Regions from separate parts of the Homo sapiens genome. Here region 2 is linked to region 1. A link is an interaction called in ENCODE POLR2A ChIA-PET data of the cell type or tissue named here. Cell type or tissue: Panc1. All regions are shown on one strand. Links, peaks and the distances in the headings refer to the core of each region. The heading gives the core; the rest is flanking DNA.

Region 1 (5,369 bases), core at 89-5,088:
TAGCTCTTTTTCAGTATTATTTTGGCTAGTCAGGGCCCCTTGTAACTCCATATGAATTTGAGGCTTTTGGAATTTTGATAGGGATTGCCTTGAATTTGAAGATCGCTTTAGGTAATATTGGCATCTTAACAATATTGAGTCTTCCTATTCACGAACACGGATGTCTTTCTATTTACTGAGGTTATCTTTAATTTTTTTTTTCAGTGATTTTTGCAATTTTATTTGTACAAGCTTTCACCTCCTTGGTTAAATTTATTCCTAGGCATTTTTTTTCTTTTAGATGCATTGCATAATGTTTGAGATTTTAGAAATACTTAGCATAGTAAATCTGAATTTCAGCTTAAATAATGAGTCTAAGAAGGTACTGTGGAAGACATCTTGAGCTCTAGCTGGTTTGTCCTTGGATATTTAACATAACCTCTCTCTAAACCTCCATTTCTTCATCTGTAAAATATAGGGATAAAGCAAATCTGTCTTTCATGAGAATTGTGTAGATCAGAGATAATATATGCAAAGGATTAATTCCAGGGTATGGCTTAGAGTAAATACTAAATAAATAGTGCTTGGCTGCCAGGATTGTGTTTTCTTCTATGATTTCAATATAAATACCTATGTTGTACTTGAAGTATACTTTTTCAAATTGAATACAATTAATTTGTTGCAAAGGCTGAAGATTTTTACACAAACTAAATGCCCTGTTCCTGAGAGAGCTTTTTTATATTAAAGTATGTTGAGTCTGGAAGAAAAATAAAATGAAATGTCACACTTGTTCTGTTTCAATGGTGCTTTATCCTTAGAAGAGGGAGCATTTCTTCTCATGTTGCAACTTTCAGATGCCTCTTTGCTTTTTGAATCCTATCTGTGTCTTGACATTACAAGGTTAAATCTTAGACATTACCAGCATTTAACTTGAAAGAGTAGCAAAGCTGACTAACTTTTCCCCTTTTCTTTTACTACTTAGTGCATTGAGGCTTTACCCTCACTGGAGATTGCAATTACCGTCACCATCTGGAATTGGATTCATCTGTATGTGTAGAATATAACTTACATATAAAGCTGAGTATCAGTGTTTCAGGTTTTCTCTTTTTCTTACACATCTCAGTCAAGCTTTAGATTGAAGTAGGCAGATTCACTGAGTGTAATAATTTAAGAATTCAGTTACTTTCATTTTAATTTAAATTTCACCAATTAAATAAAATTCTTCATAACACTTAAGTATAGCATTAGAATTTCTAAACATTGTGAAACTAAATTCTTTATTCTCATAGCAAAGTATATTAGTCATTTTTGCCGTTTCTCCTGAAGAGCATAAATGAGCCTGCATTCAAGAATATGGAATGTTGTACATTCTGATGGGGAAATAGAGTGGCAGAATATAGTCAGGTTGAGGAGCATGGAAGTTTGAAAAAGAACCAGAAATTTGGAGAGAGAGCTGACCACAGAAACAAAGGAGGGTTGCCAGATTCTGTTGGGGACCCATTTAAGGCTACAGATAAGTAATTTATACTGTTACCCATCTGGCCTGCTGGCAGCACTCATGATGATTCTTTTTTTTTTTTTTTTTTTTTTTTTTGAGACAGTCTCTCACTCTGTCGCCCAGGCTGGAGAACAGTGGTATGATCTTGGCTCACTGCAACCTCCGCCTCAGCCTCCTGAGTAGCTGGGATTACAGGCGTGAGCCACCACACTCAGCTAATTCTTGTATTTTTAGTAGAGATGAGGTTTCACTGTGTTGGCCAGGCTGGTCTTGAACTCCTGACCTCAAGTGATCCACCCTCCTGGATTCTAAGTACACTTAAAATTACAGCAGCCGTTCGTTTCTATAGATGGAAGAAGGTGGCAGGAAGAAGAGTAATTACTAAGAGTAATTTACTAAGTAAAGCTGATTACAAATATCTTTTAAATAAAAAATTTTTAAGTAATTGAAAGAGATCACAGCAACAGAATAATTTAAACAACCATCACCAGTTTTTCAGGTGGTCGAGAAAATCTTGAATTAGAACTGTTGTGAGGAACCAGCTATGGAAGAGAAAATTGGAGTCAAAGATGGACCTGAAATGTCCACGTGGAAAAAAATAAGTCAAGGAATGTGAGGATGAGGGGTTCCTACATGATGCCGATACATTTTGTGATAATTTTCACTTATATTTTCTTTGGATTGTCTTAATGATATAATCAACTCTTGCTCACCTTATTTGTTGTTTGTTGCTGTTTTTGGGGGACAAGCTTTAAGCTATCTCACTTTTTGATCTGGAGTATAGGAACCCAGCACTGGCTTCTTCCAGCACCTTCACTTGGCCTCAGTGTTGTGATGCACTGAGCCACCCCTGTTATTGTGAGTCTATAACAAGTAATTTGTTTCTGAAAAGATTAAAGCACTACACTTTGAAAATTATTTAGTGTTTTAAAATTTGATGATAGTAAGACTTGCATTTCAACAGGATTTTTTGAGTTTGAATGAAATGGGGGTGATATAACCCCAGAACAGAAAATCGTATACCTAAGGGTGTCATCACTGTGCAAACTGCTATTCAGAGGTGAAATGGGAGAAGAAAAAGACATTTAAACAGAAACAATTAGGCAATTAACAGGCCCCCTCTTCACCCCCGACCTCCACCCCTGTCAAGCAACTGAGGCCTCAGGAGTCCTGCCTGAGCAGAACAGAGGGTTTTCCATTTCTTTTGGCTTTATTTTGTTGAAAATGTTGTCCAAAAGTTGTGACACAAGTCAGGCCATAATTACTCTGATCCTAAATTAGGCTGTTCAGCTTTACTCTCTTAATGTTCAGATGCACTTGACTGCTACAGCCAGGCAACTCTCAGTATTGTCTCTCTTGTCTCCAAATAGTGGGTAAAAGCTTGACCTCAAACATTTGTGTTGGAAGGGTTAGACCGCAGAGGTTGTTTGGTCCTAAGCTCCTTAAACTGCGATGTGTACACTGAGCATCCTCTAATTCTTACAGTAAATGTGTTGCATTAACCTTTGAACTTGGAAGAAGAAAGCTTTGGCCAGTTAGTCTTTCTTTTTTTTTTTTTTTTACATTAAAAAAATAGACTTATCACAATAGACTACAAAATGTGTGAATTTTAAAGATAAATGACAAGTCTTCAAAGAAGTTTATCTTTGGGAGAGTCACTTTAAGCTGGGCGTCTGACCTCAGGAGACCCTCCCTTGTTTTTTCTCTTCTGTTCCTGGAAAGATCTGTTTGCATTTGGTTATTCACTCACAGTTCAGTGAAATTGCCAGCCACTAGCTATCTTGTTTAGAATTTTGAGATTATATGAGGATATTATGAAACACTGGAACTTGAGTAAACTATATAACCATTACCCAATGAGCAGTTAAACTACAAATGTTTGAAAAACCCAAGAGTGGTAGCAAGAGGAATTTTATCTTGGTTTTGAATAAAACGTCAGTCCCTTTGGGGTTGTTTTCATAAACAGTGAATTATAAGTGATTCCATTTAGGAGAAGAAACACTTCATATGCTTTGGTGTAGATGGTGAGAGCCATTTGGCTCTAAATGAAAACATTTGTTTCAGGTGAGCCATGGTCCTTTACATGTTCCCTTTGTCATGAGGAGTCTTGAAAATGCAGAAATGCACTTAGGTTCTTCACTATAGAGGAATTCCGGTGGGTATTATGAAATTCTTTGTAATTGAGGTTATAAAATATTTTCATGATTTTTTAATAATCAAAACTTAGTTTTGTCACATCTTCATTGGTAATCCAGGAGCAAGGTGTTGTGTTTCCATAGTATGGCCACTGGGGGGGAGTACAATTATTTTCATGTTTTATGGTAAAATAACATGCTTGTGGTGTAAAGGTATTTCTGTTGAACCAGCTTAGTACAGCTTCAGATAAGCAAATTCTAGCTAGAAAGTTTTAAATAAATCGTTATACCCTCTTAAAAAGCCCTGTATACCTAGTCTTACATACTTATGGGATTAGTAGTAGAAAAAACAAAAACAAAGAAGGTATATATTTTACTTAGCATCATTAAAGCTGTGGAATCTGAACAGGATTCTGTTTTTCCTAACTAGCATTTTAGCTTTGTTTCCCTAAGTTAGACTATTTTTTTTTGAAAGAGTTAAGTCTTGGGAAAAAGACTTCCAAATTCTATGCACTTTTTAAAAAAAAGATCATTGAAGATGTTATACAAAAGTAAAAAGTAGCTTTTTTCAGTAGTCATTTATTTTTATTTTAGCCTGTAGAGAAAAAGTTTGACAATACAGTAGCGTTTTCCTTTGAAAATCATAGGGATGATTAAGAATTGTTGGTTGTGATTTTTAACATTTATCCATCAAGACTGAAAAGTGCCACCTTGCAGATGGTGGGGGTGGAAGCAGAACTTTGGCTACCAGCTTTGAAGGTCAGGGTGATCCACAGGTGGCCATAGGAGGAAACTTTAGGTGTGTGCCTGTTGGCAACACAGATGTTTAGAAAATGAGCTCACTTCTGATGGGTCCATAGTACATGTTCCTTGCAGTCAGGACATTCTGGGAGTCATCAGCTAAAACAAGGAAACAATACAAACACTATCAGGAAACCCCCAAATGACTGGCTTGGGTGCCCCACCTGTTGTGTAAGCTGCATTGTAGGCAAGAGTTGCTGAACAGAATTCTACCCGCTGACCTCTGCCCTGCTGGATCTCCACCACGCCTCACTTGCTAAGCCTTTGCTCCTACCTCTTGTCAGCCTCCTCCTGCTGATCCCCAGCATGTTCTTTCTTGGTCTCTGCTTGGCATAACACAAAAAAGCACTGAACCAGAAACTGGGGGGCTTCTTCTCCCTGGCACCTTTGCTGACCAGTTGAGTGACATTGGGCTAATTGCCTGACCTCTTTCTGGGCCTCAGTTTCCTCACATTTAAAGTGGATATGGTTTTTGTCTTTCTTCTTTCCACCCTCCTTACAGTTTTCCCCTTCTCCTGCTATCCAGTTGAATATTTTCTCATCTCTTCTACATTTTATTTCCTCTGCCCCTCTAACTTTTCTTTTTTTCACCTTCTTAGGTTTCTCTTTAATCTCTCTTTCTCCTACTAGCCTCCCCTTCTTGCTGACCTCTGGCTTCTTCCATTTTTCTCCACCGGCAGCACCCCAATATCCGGTTTTTATCACTACCATCTGATGCCAAGGATCCTGAACTGCAGTAGATCATGGATGAAGAGATTTAAATTTTTATTCATTGCATAAAATTTAGGCCAGAAAAACCTAAACAATTCTCTTCTGGAAGTAGGAGTTTGTGTACATGATGTGTGTTGAATTAGATCGCAAGTGACTGGGCACTTTGGTGTACTGCAGGTCCACGATACTATGCTGGGCTAGAAGGCAAGCAGGAAAACATGCTGCATGCAAGATAAGTTTTGCCA
Region 2 (5,369 bases), core at 203-5,202, 330 kb before region 1:
GACTTCAGTGGAGGAAGGAACATCAGATGGGATGGAAATAGCACAAGAACTCGAATTAGAAGTGGAGGCTGAAGATGTGACTGAATTGCTAAAATCTCATGAACAAACTTGAATGGATGAGGAGCTGCTTCTATGGATGAGCAAAGAAAGTGGTTTCTTGAGATGGAATCAACTCTTGCTGAAGATGCTGTGAACATTGTTGAAATGACAACAAATTATTTCAAATATTACATGAACTTACTTGATAAAGCAGCGGCAGGGTTTGAGAGGATTGACTCCAATTTTGAAACAAGTTCTACTGTGGTGGGTAAAATGCTATCAAACAGTATCCTGTGTTGCAGAAAAATACTTCATGAAAGACAGAGTCAATCAATGAGGCAAATTTCATTGTTGTCTTATTTTAAGAAATTGCCACAGTCATTCCAACCTTCAGCAACCACCTCCCTAATCAATCAGTAGTTATCAACATTGAGGCAAGACCCTCCACCAGCAAAAAGATTACAACTTGCTGAAGGCTCAGATAATCATTAGCATTACCAACCCAAATGTCCATCAATGATAGACTGGATAAAGAAAATGTGCCACATATATGCCATGGAATACTATGCAGCCATAAAGAAGAATGAGATCATGTCCTTTGCAGGGACATGGATGAAGCTGGAAACCATCATTCTCAGCAAACTAACACAGGAACAGAAAACCAAACACTGCATGTTCTCACTCATAAGTGGGAGTTTAACAATAAGAACACATGGACATGGGGCGGGGAACATCACACACTGGGGCCTGTAGAGGGGTGGAGGGCAAGGGGAGGGAGAGCATTAGGACAAATACCTAATGCATGAGGGGCTTAAAACCTAGATGATGGGTTGGTAGGTGCAGCAAACCACCACGGCACATGTGTACCTATGTAACAAATCTGCACGTTCTGCACATGTGTCCCAGAGCTTAAAGTAAAAAAAGAAAAGAAACCAGTAGTTGCCCCTACTGTCTGTTCTTCCTTTTTCCTTACTAGAAAAATCTACACGTTTTTATTGGGCACAAGGCCTACTCAGAAGAAAATATATATTTCTACACCAGCATTGTAGCTAAGTGCAATCGCAGTGGTGAAGTCCTATGCAATATGTAAATGTTGTGAGAAGATATTTAAATGGAGTGGACATGCCCATTTCCTCTTCTCTCTTTCTCCTGGCTATAAAGTAGATGTGATGGCTGGAGCTAGAGTGACCATCTGGAACCACCTGGTGAACTTGAGCTTGAGACTCTAACACTGCAGAGTGTCATACCAACTGTGATGACCTACTCAGACTTCTAAGTAAGACAGCAATAAACTTCATTCTGATTTAACCCACTGTTACTTTGAGCTTTTTCTATTACAGTCAAGTCTAATCCTAACCGATATATGCTCCCTTCAACTTTTCCTCAGGCACTGGGAGAAAAGACAGAGCACAAAAGATGCAACCTCAAACTGAATTTCTAAGAGGAAGACGAGTCTCAGGGCAATGGGAAAAAATAATAAAGAAAAGTAATAAATAAAAATTCATCCACACTGTATCTGCAAAAATAGAAAACATGGATAGAGCCCCACATGTTAAAGAGTAGTATGGAGAGGAGTATATGAAAATGCAAAAATATAGCAAAAAAAAAAAAAAAAGGAACAAAAGATTAAAACTATTATCTGGAAAGAAACACACCTTTAAAATGTGAAGAAAAATTCCTAAAACCAAAGTTTTGTAGTCTAGGAAAAAAATTTAAAGTACAGATGGTCCCTGATTTATGATGGTTTCACTTGCAATGTTTTGACCTTACAGTAACGCAAAAGTGACACGCATTCCGTAGATGATGTTTGGTAGGTTAGGTGTATTAATGCACTTTTTACTTACATACAATATTTTCAACTTATGATGGGTTTATCAGGACATAACCCCACTGTAAGTTGAGGAGCATCTGTGTATGAATTCAATGAAACAAGAAATCAAAGGGACGTAAGGCAACAGAAAACTGAGATTGCCACGTGTGATGGTTAAATTTATGTGTTAAGTTGATCGGGCCAGGGTGTGCTGAGGCATTTGGTCAAACATTCTAGGAGTGTCTGTGAGGATGTTTCTGGAAGAGACTGAAATGTGAATCAATAGACCAAGTAAAGCAGATTGTTCTCTCTAATGTGGGTCGGCCTCATGCAATCAGTTGAGGATCTGAATAGAACAAAAACGCTGAGTAAAAGGAAGCTCCTCCTACCTGACTGCTTTGAGCTGGGACGTCAGTCTTTTCCAGCCTTTGGACTCAAACTGAGACATTGGCTGTTTTTGGGTGTCAAGCTTGCACACTTTTGGATAGGAACTTACGCTATTGCCTCTCTTGACTCTCAGGCTTTTGGGCTGAGTTAAATCTAGACTACAGCCTAAAATTAGTTTTTACATTTGTAAATCATTTAAAAATAGTTTTGACATATGAAATACCAATGTGTCTGTCCATGTAATTTTAACTGGAACACAGCCACACCCATTCATCTCTTACTATCTATGGCTGCATTTGCTATATAGGACAAATATGTAGTTGCAATAAGACTGTATGTCTGGCAAAGAGGAATATTTATTATTTTTCCCTTACAGATCTGATGTAGATAGAGCAAAATGTGGAGGAAAATTTAATAACCCTTCCTCTACATTAAATTGTCTGCGTCTTCCTTAAAAGTAAATAAGCTAAAAAATTTTGAACAAAAATTCCATAGCCTAGAAGATCTAAAAGTAAACAACCAGACTTCCAAGTTTCAAAAAGAAAAGTACACACTTAAAGCAAACAGAAATCATTAAGCAAAACAAAGGTTGTGTTAAAACTATAAATATATTCTGATGAAAAATTAACATCAAGTATATGACATATAAATAAAATAAATGTAGTAAATACATAGGAGAAAAAAATCAGATTGGGTTAAAAAAAGATTAAATGTCATATATAAGAGAGTTAGAAACAAAGTTATTCAGAAAGAAAAAAGGGAGGGCCTGGCGCGGTGGGTCACGCCTGTAATCCCAGCATTTTGAGAGGCCAAGGTGGGTGGATCACCTGAGGTCAGGAGTTCCAGAGCAGCCTGGCCAAAATGGCGAAACCCATCTCTACTAAAAATACAAAAATTAGCTGGGCATGGTGGCACGCACCTGTTGTCTCAGCTATTTGGGAGGCTGAGGCAGAAGAATTGCTTGAATCCGGGAGGCAGAGGTTGCAGTGAGCTGAGATCGCACCACTGCACTCCAGCCTGGGTGACAGAGCGAGACTCCATCTCGAAAAAGAAAAAAAAAAAAAAGAAACATAAAAGGGAAAGAGAGATTAATAAATCTCAAGACAATGAAAGCAAAAAGAGAGCTGGTATCAACATCAGTCAAGGATGAATTCAAAACAAAGACAAAGTTGAAAAATGATAAAGAAAAATTTTATGATGATAAAGAAGTGAGGCTTTACCTATCATAAATCTTTATGGACTAAATTACATATTCTTCAAATACATTAAGAAAAAATTGCAAATGCACAAAGAATTTTAAAAAGACAATAAGAGTAAAAGACATTCACTCCTTGGGAAATTCATTTCCAGTTCTTTGAAAAATACTAAAGAATAGGCCGGGCGCGGTGGCTCTCGCCTGTAATCCCAGCACTTTGGGAGGCCGAAGCGGGCGGATCACGAGGTCAGGAGATCGAGACCATCCTGGCTAACACGGTGAAACCCCGTCTCTACTAAAGATACAAAAAATTAGCCGGGCGTGGTGGCGGGCGCCTGTAGTCCCAGCTACTCGGGAGGCTGAGGCAGGAGAATGGCGTGAACCCGGGAGGCGGAGCTTGCAGTGAGCCGAGATTGCGCCACCGCACTCCAGCCTGGGCGACAGAGCGAGGCTCCATCTTGGAAAAAAAAAAGAAAAAGAAAAATATTAAAGAATAGCTAGAGGCCAGGCGCGGTGGCTCAGGCCTTTATCCCAGCACTTTAGGAGGCCAAGGCAGGCAGATCACCTGAGGTTGGGAGTTTAGAGACCAGCCTGGCCAACATGGTGAAACCCCGTCTCTACTAAAAAATAATACAAAAATTAGCTGGGTGTGGTGGTGCACACCTGTAATCCCAGCTATTCAGGAGGCTGAGACAGGAGAATCACTTGAACCCTGGAGGTGGTTGCAGTGAGCCGAGATTGTGCCACGGCATTCCAGCCTATGCGAAGAGCAAGACTCCGTCAAAAACAAAAAAAAAGAAGAGATAGAAAATAAGGAATATGATTACGCAAAAAAAAAATACTAAAAGAGAAGAGAATTGAGGGAGACTAATCCTAACAGAAGTGAGCACTGATTCCAAAACTTCAACAATTAACTGACCAATGGAGTAGATTAAAAAGTCCAGAAATAAAACAAACAAACAAAAAAAAGAAGTATTTTTAGGTGACAAAAATCTGTGGAACAAAAGTAATTATTCAATAAACATTGTTGGTTCAATTCACTAACCATTTAAAGAAAAGCATATTTTAACTCTTGCCTTATTCCAAAATAAATTTGAGGCAGAAATATGAAGCAATTGAAATGTTAGGAAATGCTAGAAAAATTGTGAACAAAGTGAGAAAATTTTAAGTACATATTGTTGAAGTAGATCTTCTTTCTAAGCAGAATACAACCCCACAAGCCAAAAAAAAAAAAAGCATACATTTAATTTGATGAAAATATAAGTTTTCTGTTTAGCTTTAAAAAAAAAATCACTCAGTATAGTTTTAGAAAACAAGCAACAGGCCGGGTGTGGTGGCCCACACCTGTAATCTCAGCACTTTGGGAGGCTGAGATGGGTGGATCCCTTGAGCCCAGGAGTTCCAGACCAGCCTGGGCAACATGGTGAAACCCTGCCTCTACAAAAAATACAAAAAATTAGCCAGGTGTGGTGGTGGGCCTGTAGTCCTAACTACTCAGGTGGCGGAGGTGGGAGAATCGCTTGAGCCCGGGAGGTTGCAGTGAGTCGTGATGGGGCCATTGCACTCCAGCCTGGGCAGCAGAGCGAGACCCTGTCTCCAAACAAACGAACAAACAAAAAAAAAACAGGGAAGTAGTTGCCACGCACATCATTGAAAAGGGCTAATTTCATTGACAGATTTAAAATTTCTTATTCAAAAAATATTTGATAAAATTGAGTTTGTGGAGTGTGTGAGTAAACACATTACAAACTCCTGAAAACCTTTTGTTTTATTTTTTAAAATTCTTTATTGAGATAACATTGACATGTAAAAAACTGCACATATTTAAATGATTTGATCAGTTTTGACGTGTAAATAAATCTGTGAAACTATGACGGCTTGAAAATAATGAAGATATCTGTCACCTCAAAATGTCCTTGTGTCCCTGCAATCTCTCCC

Evidence for each region. ChIA-PET counts read pairs that join two places held together with the same protein. Peaks named below come from ENCODE experiments on the same cell type or tissue, not always from the same donor. Only the 100,000 strongest peaks of a DNase experiment are listed, where the experiment ranks them.
Region 2: POLR2A ChIA-PET joins it to region 1 with 14 read pairs; 2 of 35 experiments call an interaction of 5 or more read pairs at or near these places.

The regions. Positions count from the first base shown.
Region 1 is chr18:2,984,217-2,989,585 of GRCh38, reverse strand. The region is part of intron 1 of LPIN2 (lipin 2); the gene reads left to right. It overlaps LOC124904236 (a long non-coding RNA gene), which reads right to left. Exons shown (of 2, transcript XR_007066268.1): 2 at 4,176-4,512. Among named protein-coding and RNA genes, the nearest start is that of LPIN2-AS2, 20 kb to the right of the region's middle. In Panc1, for the core only: CTCF peaks have their summits at 3,576 and 3,777 (motif pointing right); no DNase peak of the experiment used is centred there; H3K27ac peaks cover 4,304 bases.
Region 2 is chr18:3,310,769-3,316,137 of GRCh38, reverse strand. No RefSeq gene overlaps it. Among named protein-coding and RNA genes, the nearest start is that of LINC01895, 37 kb to the left of the region's middle. In Panc1, for the core only: no CTCF peak of the experiment used is centred there; no DNase peak of the experiment used is centred there; H3K27ac peaks cover 2,666 bases.